Linked DNA regions of Homo sapiens: region 1 is linked to region 2. A link is a contact called in ENCODE Hi-C data. All regions are on one chromosome and are shown on one strand. Each heading gives the region's core, a stretch centred on a gene start or an enhancer-like site at or near the end of the contact. The rest is flanking DNA. Distances are from core to core; before and after follow the strand shown.

Region 1 (7,246 bases), core at 2,896-5,395, 100 kb before region 2:
TTCCAGAACTCTATAACTGGGCCCCTCTCCAGTGTCCAGGGGCTTGGAGAGACCTGCGCCCACCCCTCCACTCTCCCAGGAGTCGCTGATCACTGGGACCTGGTTCCAGCCGTTTGCAGGGGAGGCGGCTCCGAGAGGCGTGTGCTTTCCGTGGGTGGCGCCCCTCCCCCGCCCTGCCTGGCCTCATCCTTGTATTTAATTAATTAAACAAGCCCCTTTTTAAACCCTACTCCAGCGTGTGTGTGGTCTCTCCCGTGGCAGTCCCCACCTGTGGGCACGCTCTGAATCCCTCTGTCCCACCCACCAGTGTGGTCCCAAGTTCATCCACCTCGTGGGGAAACCGAGGCAGCGGGCTAGTGAAGGGGGTCTTGGCCAGGCCCCTCTGGCTGAGACACAAAATGCCCTGCCCCTAGCCCTAAGCCCCGCGGAGGGGGCTGCCTGCAGCAGCGCGCGCTGCGCCCGCCGGGTGTCACCCACGCCTGGCGCAGCTGCGCCCCCCGCCCAGCTTCCCGCCCGCCCCGTTGCCTGGCAACCGAGGCACAGTGACAGGGCGCCCGGGGGCGTCCACCGCCCGCCCCTTCCGGTGCCGCAGGGGATGGGGGAGCCTGCGCCCCCGGGGCTGCTCGCCGGCGCGGGACAGGCTCCTCCACGGAGGGTCCCCCGGCCGCCTCCCAGGCTCCTGTGCTCCTGTATTGAGCGCCTACTGTATGCCAGCTCCCCTAGTGGGAATAGGGAAGAGGGGGCGGTGAGAGCTTTGAGGCCCTCCCCAGGAAAAAACCACTGTGGACTCCAGCGCTCCCCAGAGCCTGGAGGCCGGCGGGGCTGGGATGGGGCCGGGCAGGCCACTCCTACACACCTGCTGAGCCCTGGGGCTTCGCCTGCTGCCCGCCCGGGGAAGGGGGTGGTCGGCCTCTCGTATCGCGCGGCCGGCGCCGGCTCACGCCAGACCCCTCCCCAACCTGGGCGGCAAATTCCCGGCTTTACTCGAGGGCAGCCTCCCTCGTGCACCCCCAATCCTGCCCGACCCATCCTCCCATCCTACCGGACGCCCCACAAACATCACTCCCGGGACTCTCGCACCCCTCCAGCTCCTGCCTGGTTTTCTGCCCCTCTGGAGCAAAATGTCTAGAATATGGGGTCTACACTCGCAGCCTCACCCCTCTCTCTGACGGACACACTCGCATTAGGCTTTTAAATTACACGCCCCACCCCCAGCACACACACGTGCCCAGAAGCAGCACCATCCTTTTGGTGCCTTTGGGACCCCGACCCTCCCGGGCGTCCCTCCCACCCGCAGGCTGCTCTTGCCATGCCCCCTCCTCGGTCGAGGGCAGTTCCATCCTGCAAGGCCAAAATCCTTGGGGAGTCACCCTGGACCCCACTGTGTGTCTCACCACCCACATCTGGCCCATCTGAAACCTCCTTGGGCTCTACCTTCAAAATAGATCCAGGATCTGGCCGCCTTTCCCTGCTGTAAGGGCTTCCACCGCGACGGTCTAGCCTCCTCACGACTCACCTGAACCAGTGCAATCACCTTGGCCCTGGTCTCCTCACGGTTTGTCCTCCCCACGGCCACCAGAGGGTGTCCGTGAACACCTGGGGCAAGTCTGGTTCCTCCTCTGCCCGCAACCCTCCATGGCTCCCACTGCCCTCACAGTCAAAGCCCAAGTCCTCCCTGAGGCCCATAGGGTTCTGCATGACCTGCCCCGTCCTCTCCCTGCTCTTCCCTCCTGCCTCTCTCCCCCTCCTCACCCTGGTCCAGCCACACTGGCCTCCTCGCTGTTCCTCCAACACACCAGGCGCAGTCCTGCCCATGGCCTGTGCCCTCTGCCCGGAATGCTTTTCCTCCAGAAGCCTGCTTGGCTCCCTCATCATCTTTTATTTATTTATTTATCTTTTATTTTTTCGAGACACTGTCTCACTCTGTCACCCAGGCTGGAGTGCAGTGGTGCAATCTTGGCTCACTGCAACCTCCGCCTCCCAGGTTCAAGGGATTCTCCTGCCTCAGCCTCCCGAGTAGCTGGGATTACAGGCATGGGCCACCACACCCAGCTAATTTTTGTAATTTTAGTAGAGATGGGGTTTCACCATGTTAGTCAGGCTGGTCTCGAACTCCTGACCTCAAGTGATCTGCCTGCCTCAGCCTCCCAAAGTGCTGGGATTACAGGCGAGAGGCACCATGCCTGGCCCCTAATTTTCTGTAAAACCGCACAAATCCCGCCTTCCCCATAGAATCACCCAGACCAGCCCTGTGCCCAGTCCAGGCTCTTCTCCTGTTTCTGTTCTCAAAGCACTTTCCACCTGGCTTCAGGCTGTCTCACTTATTGCTGTGTTCATTGTCGGCCTCCCTGCCTACACCATCACCTCCACCAGAGTGGGGTTCTCTGCTCTGCTTATGGATGTTTCTAGCATTTTGTGGCACACAGTAGGTGCTCAGTAACTATTTGCTGAATGAATGACCGACACCAGCCGGCACGGATGGAGCAATCGCATAAATGAGAGTTCATCTCTCACGCATCATCAGGAGCCATGACAGGGAGTCTACGCCTCCACTGCCCATGATAGGACAGCTTTGAGATTAGATCAGGTCCTCTGCAGAGTCGCCCATGACCCATCCCAACCCACGTCCCCTCATCATTGCATCCTGTCATTTATTTATAATTGTGGTAAAATCACATGCACATAACATAAAATTTGTCATCTTAACCATTGTATTGTTATTTGAGACGGACTGTCACTCTGTCACCCAGGCTGGAGTGCAGTGGTGCAATCTTGGCTCACTGCAACCTCCGCTTCCCAGGTTCAAGTGATTCTCCTGCTTCAGCCTCCCAAGTAGTTGGGACTACAGGCGCCCGCCACCACGCCCAGCTAATTTTTGTATTTTTAATAGAGGTGGGGTTTCGCCATCTTGGCCAGGCTGGTCTCAAACTCCTGACCTCGGTTGATCTTCCCTCCTCGGCCTCCCAAAGAGCTGGGATTACAGGCGTGAGCCATCGCGCCCAGCTAATTTTTGTATTTTTAGTAGGACAGGGTTTTGCCATATTGGCCAAGCTGGTCTTGAAATCCTGGGCTCAAGTGATCCACCCGCCTCAGCCTCCCAGAGTGTTGGGATTACAGACATGAGCCACTGTGCCCGACCTAAGACTTTGCTTTCTATTCTTTTTGGGTGTATACCCAGGAATAGAGTTGCTCATAGGGTAATTCTGTTTAACTTTTTCCATCTCTACACAAAATACAAAAAATTAGCCAGGCATGATGGTGCACACCTGTGGTTTTAGCTACTCGGGAGGCTGAGGTGGGAGAATCACCTGAGCCAGGGAAGTCGAGGCTGCAGTGAGCCGTGATCGCACCACTGCTCTCCAGCCTGGGTGACAGAGCAAGACCCTGTCTCTTAAAAACAAACTTTTTGGGTTTTTTGTTTTACATAGCAGTGGCACTATTTTACAATCCCACCAAAATGCACCAGGTTAAACTTCCCATTAAGACGTGGGCCTACTCCACCAGACTACAGAGTTGCCCCATCCCAGCCTTGTTCCTCGTTTGTCTGTTAAAATGCACCCTCTAGCTGGTATACAGTAGGCGCTCAATATTTGTTGAACAAATGAGTGAACGTGGACCTGGTCATTAGACTGATGACAAGAGTCGAGGTTGGGGAGATTAAGGCGTTTCTTGAGAGCCAGCTGTATACCAGGGCGAGGGGATTTTTAAAGACTGTGAACGGAGTAATTCAACCATGAGTTTCACCTGGCCCAGGTTTAAGGCCACCTCCCCGCAGAACTCTCCTCGTCCAGCAGAGGGCGCCTTAAGGTGATATGCTAACGAAAGGAAATAATATGCAAATGAGTAATAGCGGGCCCCGCGGGGCTTTTTTGGTCAGGCGCGCCGTGGACAGCCCTGGCGCCGCAGGGGCCTGGGGCTCAAGATGGCGCCGCTACAGCCGCCGAAGGTCGGGCGGCGGCGCTGGCGAGGCTCCCGGAGACCGCAGGCAGGGCAGCCCCTGCCCTCCTTACTTCCTCCCGCGGCCGTCTGTCCCGGCCCAGGGGTCCGTCACCAGCCTTGGTCGCGCAGGAGCAGGCGTTTCTGAGCAGGCGCGCTGCGGGCAGCCCCTCCCGGGGTCCCTTGCGGCGGCGTCCCGAGGGCCTCCGGGGGCCTCGGAGCAAGATGGCGGCGGCGGGGTCCGTGAGGCGCGGGCGGCGGCGACCGCGGCGCCAGTGAGGGGGCCCTGGGGCCCGGGCGGCTCCGGGCCGGGGCCCCGCCGCGGGACGGACCATGCTACGCTCCACTGGCTTCTTCCGGGCCATTGACTGCCCCTATTGGTCTGGGGCGCCCGGGGGGCCCTGCCGGCGGCCCTACTGCCACTTCCGGCACCGCGGGGCCCGGGGCTCCGGCGCGCCCGGTGACGGCGGAGAGGCGCCCCCCGCAGCAGGTAATGCCCGCCCGCCTGCTTGCCTTGGGCTCGGCTCCCCTGCCCGGGTCTGGACCCCACCCCGGTCCCGCCCGGGGTCCCCGTTCTCGGCCCAGCCTCCTCCCCACACGTTCGCGGGCGACGGTTTTCCCAGTCGGGACCGGAACCACCCACCCTGGGACCCGGTGCAAAGCACTAGATGTCCCTAAGCCTTCGTCTTCACGAGTGTGAAATGTCAACTAGGAGGACGCGTCCTGCCAGGGCTGTCTAGAGGGCGGAGTGCGAGCGCATGTTGAGTACCGGGCACCGGGCCTGACACAAGGGGGCTCGGGAGACGGGCGCGGCCGGCGCTAGGCAGGTCCTGGACTCCTCCTGCCCCTGATTGGCGCCCGCCGCTTCCCGGACCCCATGTGCTTGTGGCCGCCCTTGTTTATTTCCATGACGTTTCCTCCGGCCGCGCCTCTGGCAGCGGCCACCTCAGTCTCCAGTCGTTGAGTTAGGATGGTCCGAGGATCGTCTCTTGTGTTTGTCGAGCCCTGTGTCCAGCATGACTGGCAGGGAGGAAGTCAAAGCTTACTCGAGTGGGCTCCGAGGAATTCCATGCTTTTGGTCGGGCAGAGGACGTTGGTGGACTCCACCTCACAGCGTCATGGTGGTTTTCATCGTCATGGCAGCGTTTCTTGGAGGAGATGTGGGATTTGGATTGGAGAAAAAGAGGGACATCGCAAGGAAAGTCGTGGAGGGAGGGTTATCGAGTGTGATGTCATTCAGACTCCCCTGTTACCTCTGTCCCTTGATAGTGGCTCTCTGCTTCACCCAGCCCCTGACTTCCTTCGTCCCAGATTTCCTCATTGGGCGTGAGTTTCAAGCACTGTTTTTACTTTAACCATGAAACAGTCTCAGCTCAGAACCTTTTCCTGCAAAAGAGAAACATCTTCTCTAGGATTTAAGAATAGGTTTATTTTCCTGTTTTGCCAGAAAAGGTAGCATTTTTTTCTGATTTCCCTGATAAGTGTGCTTGGGACACCTGCACCTGTGGGCGGTTGTTTGCAGGTGGACAGATGCAAGCAATCACTTGTCAGCTCCCCACAGCCCAGCGTCTTCGCTGTGTTTGAGGCGGGGGATTCAGAGCTGCGTACGATGCCGGCTGTGCTCTCAGGGACCTGCCGACAGCTGTGCCTACAGATCCCGTAGCATAGGTCGTGATGTCCTGGGAGCACGCAGCCGGCTTTGGCGGGGGCTGGGAGTTGGTGAAGAAGGCAACGCGTGGGAGAGGCTTCTCGGAGGCTGTGACACCAGACTCACGATGCTCATTTTAACCCTATTTTTAGAGACAGGGTCTCACTCTATAGTCCAGGCTGGAGTGCAGTGGTGCGATCACAGCTCTTTGAGGCCTCGACCTCCTGGGCTCAAGGGATCCTCCTGCCTGAACCTCCTGAGTAGCTGGGACTATGGGCGGCGGGTGCCACCAAGCCTGGCTAACTTTGTATGTTTTCGTGGAGATAGGGTCTCGCTATGTTGTCCAGGCTTGTCTCAAAACTCCTGGCCTCGAGCCGACCTCCTGCTTCGGCCTCCCAAAGTGCTGGGGTTACAGGTGTGAGCTACTGCACCCGGCGCAAGTCAGGCTTATGATATCTGTCTGCATCCCAAATGGCTCATTTGTTTCCCAAAGGCTTATTTTTGAGGGTCCCTTTGGTGATGTCGTCTTCCTGTCTGCCCCCCGTTCCTATGGGAAAAAGGCAGCTGCCTGCCTCTTACCATGGCGTGTCTGCATTTCCCTTTTGCTGGTGAGAATGAACTCCTTTTCCCATCTCTGGTGGGGTGGTAGGGCTTCTTGTTACTGTCTGGTAGAAGACTGCCTCCCCCCGCAGAAGGCAGGATCCATCTTCCTTGCGGTGAGGTTTCTCTGACCCTCTGTTTCCGCCTCCGTGACATGTTCATCAGGCTGCCCTCTGAGGACAGGGGGGGATGCATGTCCCATGTCCACACCTCCAGATTTACACACACCCAGTTTCCTATGAGATTTGAAGAGGCTGGCGTGATCTAGCCTTTGCCATGTCTTCTCAAGGGGATTTTAGGGTGCACAGGGCAGCGGCCTCCAGAGAGGAGATAGACAGGAACGCTGGCCTCCCAGGATTGAGAGTGGACAGAGGTTCAGGTGAAAAGCCCTCAGCTAGCCCTGGAGCACCTGTGGGGCCATGCTCTGTGCTGGACACGCGCTGCATGGTGACCCTGTGAGCTATTTGCTGCCGGTGGGGAAACGGAGGCTTATCGAGGAACGTGTTTTGCCCATACTACCACCTGGCCAGGGCAGGGCTGGAGCCTCCAGGGCCTCTGGGAGAAGGAGAGGGCATCTGATGAGGGCACCAAGGCAGGCAGGGTTGGGAGGCTTGGCGGAGCTGCGACGGGAACAGGAAGGTGGCTGGTGCTCCTGGGCCCTGGGTCACAGGCTCAGCGGGTCATTGGCGACCTTGAGCAGCACTGCTGAAGGACTCAGGTTTCCTTCTGGGCTCTTATCCCTGGACCTGCTCAGCCATTTTATTTAATGAATTAATTTTTGAGACAGGGTCTCACTTTATCACCCAGGCTGGAGTGCAGTGGTGCGATCACAGCTTACTGCAGCCTCGACCTCCTGGACTCAAGGGATCCACCTGGCTCAGCCTCCTGACTAGCTGAGACCACAGGCATGTGACATCACACCTCGCTAATGTTTAAAATTTTTGCCGAGACGGGGTCTCACTTTGTTGCCCATGCTGGTCTTGAGCTCCTGGACTCAAGCGATCCTCTCTCCTCAGCCTCCTGAAGTGCTGGGATGACAGGCGTGAAGCACCGCGCTGGGCT
Region 2 (6,842 bases), core at 2,088-4,587:
TCCCTTCGGCTGATGGACACTTGGACTCCCCCAGGGATGGGGATCTCACTCCTTGTAGAGGCTGTGGTCCCGTTGAGAGATTGAACAGAATTTTGCTGGCCCCAAGAGAGGGACTGTGGCCCCCTGGAGCCCCCAGCTTGCTTCTCCCCACCAGCAGCAGCCTTTTAGTAATTAGTAAAATAGAATTGAGCCGGCCACCGGGTAGGCTGGCTGCCCAGGCCCAGATCGATCCTGGGTCATTAGGCAAATTGTGGGCAGGGGGAGGGGTGGGCTGGATCGGGACAAGAAGTCCCCCTTCCCCACCCCACAGGGACCTCAGCCACCTCGAGGAAGCTCTCTGGCCTCAGTATCCCCTCCAGGAAGATGAAAGTTTGACTCCCAGAGCCCGAGTCTGTGTCTGGGAGTTGGGGAGGGGGACCTCAGCAGGTGCTGGGCTGCCCCAGACCAACGCTCACCCTCTCTGTGCCTGGCCTGCGTCTGGGAGGAGTCAAAAAGGGCAGCCTCTGGTCCTGCCAACCTCAGGGCTTGGAGAGTCCCGCGGGTGGAGGGGAGGACTGGGGGCCTCCACCCATGCCCCAGGGGTGCGCACTCTCCACGGCTTCAAACTCCCTAAACGGACCCCCTAAGCTTGAACCCCCTCTTTAATCCTCCACACCTCCCCCATTTTTGGACACACCACCTTCCCTGTTGTTATTGACTCTCCCATTGCAGCTAAAAATATCAAAGGCAGAGTCAGATACCTCAAGTTTTCCTTTCCTGGGGCTCCCCCAGAACCCTGCACAGTGCGCCCCCAACTGACTTTCTGATTCGATTTGTCTCCCACCGAAATGAAAGTGTCCGGGCTCTGCGCACCCCTCCCTGCTTTTATTAAAGCGAGGTTTTACTAAACGATGGCAATGAATGCGCGCCCCACCCAAGCCCAGCCGCAGCCCTAGATCCGCTCTGCTCCCACTCCCGGCCCCCGAAACCTGCGGGCGCCCCAAATCCCGGCCGCCGGTGCCTAGTGTGTGGCAGGAGTTCTCCCTCTGGACTCCAGCCGCCTTCGTTCGGGCGGGGTCTGGGGATTTTATTTAGATTTGGGGGGAGACTCTGGGCTTTTACGGCCTGGCGGGGGTCCCGGCGAGGCTGAGCGCGCGGCTCCCGAAGGTTCCACGTTGGCCGTGGGGACGTCCTGACCTCCCCACCCCGGGTGTCGCGACTTTGGGGTTTCGCCCCTGGCGGGCCCGACGTCCCGGATTTCCTGCCCGCAGTTGCGGGGCGCCCGGGCAGCTCTGGCCCGCGGGTGGATGCTCCCGCGGGCTCTTAGGCGACAGCTGTGCCCGATCGATCCCCGCGCCCGCCCGGGCTCCGTTGCCCCCGCCGCGGCGAGCGGCTCCATCGAATCCTCATCGCTCTCGGGCCGCGCCGCCCGCCTCGCGCTCGGCAAACACCGCGCTTGTTTGCGCCGGGGCACCGAGGCTGGGCGGCCGCGGCTGGCCGGGGAGCGGAGGGGTTGGTCCCTGGGGCCCCGCGTCCTCGTCCCCTCCCTCAGCAGCTTGGCCTCCGTCGTCCCAGAGTTCTGGGACACAATTAGAGGAGGGAATTCTATGCCCTCTTCTCGGGGCTCTGTCTGGCAGGCGCGGGAGACGGCCGGGCGCGGGACTTCCGCCGCATCGCCCTGGCCGCGCCTCAGTTTCCCCATCTAGAAAGTAACACGCTGGGGCGGGGGCGTCCGAGGGTGCCCGAGGGGAAGGGTCCGGGCTCAGGCGGGAGGTCAGGCTGCTCTCCTCTCGCGGCCTCCGCCTGCTTTGCCTCCTCTGTGCCCGGCCCGACCGATGCAGGTCAGAGAGCCGGGCTGGGGGTTGAGGCGCAGCCGGAGGGGTCTGGGGACAGGAACGCGCCCCGTCTCGCAGGCCTGGGCCCCTCCTCACTGGACGCCGTTGGAATCGTCTCCCCGCAGCGTGCGCTCAGGAGAAAACCAGTTCGTTTGCTGCAGTTTGCACTGTGGGAAAATGGGGCTTGGCGGCGAGGGGCGCGGGCTGCAGCCCCCGCCGGAGGGTGCGCGGGAGGGGAACGGCCTGGATCAGGGGTTGGGGGCCTGGAGAACGCCCCACTCCAGGGCTCGGCTGACAGCCTGGGGACTGGACGCTGCAGGCCACGGACTTCCCCGACGCAACGAAACCCGCGTTGGGCGCCGCGCTCCGGAGGGGCCCAATCGTCGGCCCAGCGGCGGGGTTCGCGGCCCCCGCAGCTGAGCGGGATCCCGGCGCTGAGTTAAACCACCTGAGCGCCCTCCCTGCCCTGCCAGAAGACAGGCTCCTTTAGCCATTAAACATGTAAATATCTAGATTTAATTCTCTGCGCACTCTTCTGGGATGGAGGCAGCCGGCGGATCCCGGAGCGGGGCTCGGCGGCCCGCGGTGGGTTGGTTTGCGGAGGCGCCGGGCTAGGGGACCCGAGCAAGGCTGCAGCGGGGCTGCCCTCGGGGCGTCTCCAGGGCCGCCGGTTCTGCGGGACCCGAGCTCGCCGGCTTGGACACCTGGGAGTGTCCACTCTGCACCCTGAAAGCCGAGACGAGACGACAGGTGGGTGGGGGGAGCACAGGCCTGGGGGCGCCCACTTCGCAGATGCAGAGACAGAGGTCCTGGTCGGGAGTGAGGACCCCGCCCCGGGAGGGTCCGAGGGGCGTCCCCAGGTGGGTTAGGCTGGGCGCATCTGGCTCTGAGCCTCACCTGGGCCTGGCCTGTTCCGGGCCGGAATGGCGCCTCGATTAAGGCGCGGTTTATCTGGACACGCCCGGGCGCTTTCTGCTGGGTCAGGAAGTGGGGAGAGCACGGCACCTCCTCCCCGCAAGACCGACCAACGCCCACGTCCTTGCCTCTCTCTTTGGGTCTGTCTCGCCTCGTGGACCTCTGGGTGGGGAGGGGGTGTTGGACTGGGGAATGGGGAATGGGGAAAGGGGAAGGGATTCGCACCTCCTTAGGCAGAATCTGCAGACCGGGGATGGGGGAGGGGAACCAGGCCATTCGCTGGATTTAGCAAACTTCTCAGATCACTCCTGCTCCCCTGCCCCCACCACCCTAGAGCTGCGGCCACAGCCTCTGTCCCTCCCGCTGGGGCTCCCATACTTAGGGAGGGGAAAAGTCATCCCCATCCCCCTGAGATCAGAACTGGGGAGGCGGCAGTCCTCCCTTCCTGGAGGAGGAGCCCTGAGGTTGGGTTTTGTAGGATGTGTAGGAGTCCAAGTCAGGTAGGCCAATGGAAGGACGAAAAGACTCCTTGTCATCTGAGGAAGAGGCGGTGGGGCTGGGGAGGCGTCTGGCGTTAGCCCAGTTTCGGGGCCCTCACAGGACTTCATTAGGGAATGTTTGTTGAATGAGTCAATGAGATAAAACTGAATGAAGCTGGGGTGTGTGGGGGGGGGGCATGTGTTCAAAGCCAGGCCTTGAATGCCAGGCTGGGGGTGGTTGGGCCTTCTCTCCCTGGCTGTGAGGCCAAGCAGGGAGGGTCCCGGGCGGCCCTTAGTATAATCCCCCCACCCCACAGGTTAGTACGCACCCAGGGAGGCCATCACAGATGTGGTGGGGTGGAATGACTCACCCCCTCTCCGTGCTGTGCGGTGTGTGTGTGTGTATGTGTGTGTGTGTGTGTGTGTGGCGGGCGGTGGGGGGTGGCGGGCGGTGGGGAGTGGCTGGGGGAGCTTTGTCCCTGGGCCAGCAGGTGAGTCACCTTGCGCTAGAAGAAAGCTTGTTTCTCCCATTGTTCAATCAGCAGCCACCTTCCGGGCTCGCCAGGGGTGGGGTGGCGTCCCCCATTCCCTGGGGGAGGGGTACGTCCTGCAGGTCCCCGCTCTATCTCCTGCCCCATCCCCACTGTACCTGCAGGGAGCTAGGGGCAGGGGTACTCTGAGGAAGCAACTCCAATTATTCCCATTTTTCAGGTGAGGAAACTGAGGCACAGGGAGGTCCTGAGATCTGCCTCAGGCCACCAGCTGGCGAGCTGACCTAGGCCCGAGGGACTGGGCGGCGGGGAGCTGAGTCCCAGCACGCTGAGTCCCAGTGAGTGCGTGCTGTGTGGACACGCTCAGCATCCAATCTGGCTGGCGGTGGAGCCGGTCTCTGGAGAGGGTTGGCCACGCAGAGAGTCTCAGCTGAGCTCCTGAGTAGAAACGCGGATCTCAGTTACAGAGAACGTTCCCTGCGCCAGGGTCCCCCTCCGACCCAGCCCTTCGGGCGATCCCAGGGAGCGCAGGACCCTCTGGACCCGGCAGTTGGGGGAGCTCTTCAGCCTGAGCTGGAGGGGTCCCCCGTTCTGGCCCATGCGCCGGTCAAAGGTGTGGAGGGTATTTGAGGAACCGGCTCCCAGTGTCCACTCCTCACTCCAGCCGCACTGGTTAATCATTTGAGGCAGCGGACAGGGGAAGGGGCCAGCCGCCTCCTGCTCTGGCCATCACCTGCCCACCTCCCAGCTCCAGGCCTGCAGCAAGAGAGCAGGAAGCAGAGCGAGCCCTGTGGGGCCCTGGGCAGGGCATAGAGGGAGTCCCAGAGGGGCCTGTTGGTTGGGAAAGCTCTTGTGGGGTGTCAGAGCAGAGACTTCTCTCTGGGCCTCAGCTTCTCCCACTGGGGAGGAAAACTTGATGCTCTTGAAGGGTGAGGATCCTCCTACCTCGTCCTCCCCCTCCTCCTCCATCCTCCTCCTCCTCTCCCTCCTCCCCATCCTCCCCCTTCCTCCCCCTCCTCCTCCATCTCCCTCCTCCTCTCCCTCCTCCCCCATCCTCCCCCTTCCTCCCCACTCCTCCTCCATTTCCTTCCTCCTCTCCCTCCTCCTCACCCTCCCTCTTCCTCCCCACTCCTCCTCCATCCTCCTCCTCCTCTCCCTCCTCCCCCTTCCTGCCCCTCCTCCCCATCCTTCCCCATTCTTCCCACTCCTCCTCTCCCCTCCCTCCCCATCCTTCCCCCTTCTACTCCCCCTTCTCCCTCCTCCCCATCCTTCCCCATTCTTCCCACTCCTCCTACCCCCTCCTCTACTTTCCTTCCCCCTTCCCCCCTCCTTCCCCCTCCTCCTCTCCCTCTTCCCCCCTCCTCCCATTCCTAGTCTCCCTCCTGGCTCCTCCCTTTCCTTCCTTCTACTCCCCCTTCTCCTTCCAGCCCTCCCCTCCTCCCTTCCAGCCTCCTCTCCCTCCCCCATCCACTCTTCCTTCTTCCTTCTCCCTGCTCCCCTCTCCTCTGCTTCCTCCGTTTCTCCTTCCCCCTCCTCCCCTCCCCTCGGTGCTAACAGCTGTAATTGCTGTTTCTCCCACCTCCCTAACAAGCACGGGACCCTCCGAGCAGAGCCGCCCGCAGTTCCGCTCAGTAATCGCCTCCATGGTAAATCCCCACAATTGGGCTGGGCAGGAGCCGTTGGCTTCGCGCTCTCCCTCCTGCTCGCTTTAAGCAAAACCAAACAAAACGTTTCTGTTATTACTGAACTCCCTGGGCGCCAGGAGGTGAGAGGGTGGCATTTCCCAAGGATGGAATTGGAGGGGGAGCCTCCTCCAGCCCCTCATCACCTCACCTCTGCCTGGAGGTGAGAGTTGGGGGGCTCCGCAGAAAATGGGAAACATTGTCCCCCCACCGTGGCAGGCCCCAGTAGGAGGGTCCCTGGGGGCTGCCAGGCCTGGGGGCAGGGGCTCCCCAGGGGTCATAGCGCCGGCAAGAAGAGAAGGGGATTGGGGAGGGATGGGGTCATCCTGTTGACCCCTTGCTTTTACCGATGAGGAAACAGGCAGATCCAAGGCTCTTACCCCCCAGAGAGGGCGCCTCTCATTCCCTGGAGAAAAACCAAAGAACCACCCGCCCCCAGCTCTCAGAGGGGAATAGAAGATGGAGGTAGGTGCGTGTCCAGCCAGCTCTGCATCTCCAGGGGTGGCGTACCCGGTTCACAAGTGGGAGCCCCGACTCCTGAGGGCTACTGGGTGATCTCCATGCGGCTGCTGGGCAGGGCAGGTGACCTCTGACCCCAGCCCGCCCAGTCCATCCGCCAAGGGTGCCTCATTCCCAAAGCGCCTGCGTGGTGTCCGGGGCTTCTCCCCTTTGGGGTTGAGGGTGGGTTCCAGACTCAAATCCCAGCCCCGCCTTCATTTCCCACATCAGGGACCCTTCTGGAGCCTCAGTTTCCCCATCTGTGGAATGGGGATAAAACACACACAGTGCACCCTTGAGGACATCTGACAGTGCTCAGGAAAGGCTGTGACAAGGGCGGCCACCAGCCTCTGCCCACCCCATAAACAGCCAGGGTGGACCGGTGGGGGAGGGGCAAGGAATCCTGGGCCAGGCTCAGAGGACAGAAGCTGGAGGGGGGAAGAGGAGGAGGGAGGGGGAGGTGAGGGAAAAGGATGAGGAAGAAGGGATGGGGAGGAGGGGGAGGAAGAGGAGGAGGGGGAGGAAGCAGAGGGGAGATGGGAGGAGGGTGAGAAAGGGGAGGAAGGGGAGGGGGGAGGAAAGGAGGGGGAGGGAGGAGGGGAACTGGAGGCTTCCCAGAGGAGCCCCCCTCCCCCCACAGCCCGGTGCTGCTGCTGGAATTGATCCTCCCATCGATCCTGGGGGAGCTGGAGTCGGGGGCCAGCTCTGCTCTGGAGGCCAGGAGGAGGCCGGGGCAAGGAGGAGAGGTTTGCACAAAGCGAAGGGAGGCTGCTTTGTCCCCATCTGCGCAGATTCCCTCATAGTCCCTTGAGCTGGGCGGTGCAGGCCCCACTTCACAGGTGAGCAAACTGAGGCCTGAGGGGCGGATTCTGGGGAGATGGTACCGGGGCTCCCGTGCAGTTGGAGTTAGGTGGCCTGGGGTTCACCAGCCTCAGTTTTATGGGTTTGTTCCAGTTTCCCTGT

The links. Hi-C counts contacts between places; a loop is a spot of excess contacts on that map. Pooled maps may share reads with other maps.
Region 1: a loop to region 2 is called in a pooled map, with 2.9 times the contacts of the local background. The contact joins the promoter of REXO1 here to the enhancer-like site in region 2. A Hi-C loop is called at or near these places in 2 of 50 pooled maps.

Annotation. Positions count from the first base shown.
Region 1 is chr19:1,845,382-1,852,627 of GRCh38, reverse strand. REXO1 (RNA exonuclease 1 homolog) reads left to right here and starts at 4,145. Exons shown (of 16, transcript NM_020695.4): 1 at 4,145-4,426. The coding sequence starts at 4,270. KLF16 (KLF transcription factor 16) reads left to right here. Exons shown (of 2, transcript NM_031918.4): 2 at 1-229. RefSeq lists enhancers at 3,678-3,757, 3,778-3,927 and a silencer at 3,948-4,417.
Region 2 is chr19:1,744,211-1,751,052 of GRCh38, reverse strand. No RefSeq gene overlaps it. Among named protein-coding and RNA genes, the nearest start is that of ONECUT3, 5.9 kb to the left of the region's middle. RefSeq lists enhancers at 2,568-2,617, 2,144-2,662, 2,663-3,182, 2,740-3,939. Within about 2 kb of position 3,337, at least 5 of the 41 ENCODE cell types and tissues checked have a DNase peak (open chromatin) inside an H3K27ac peak, as active enhancers do.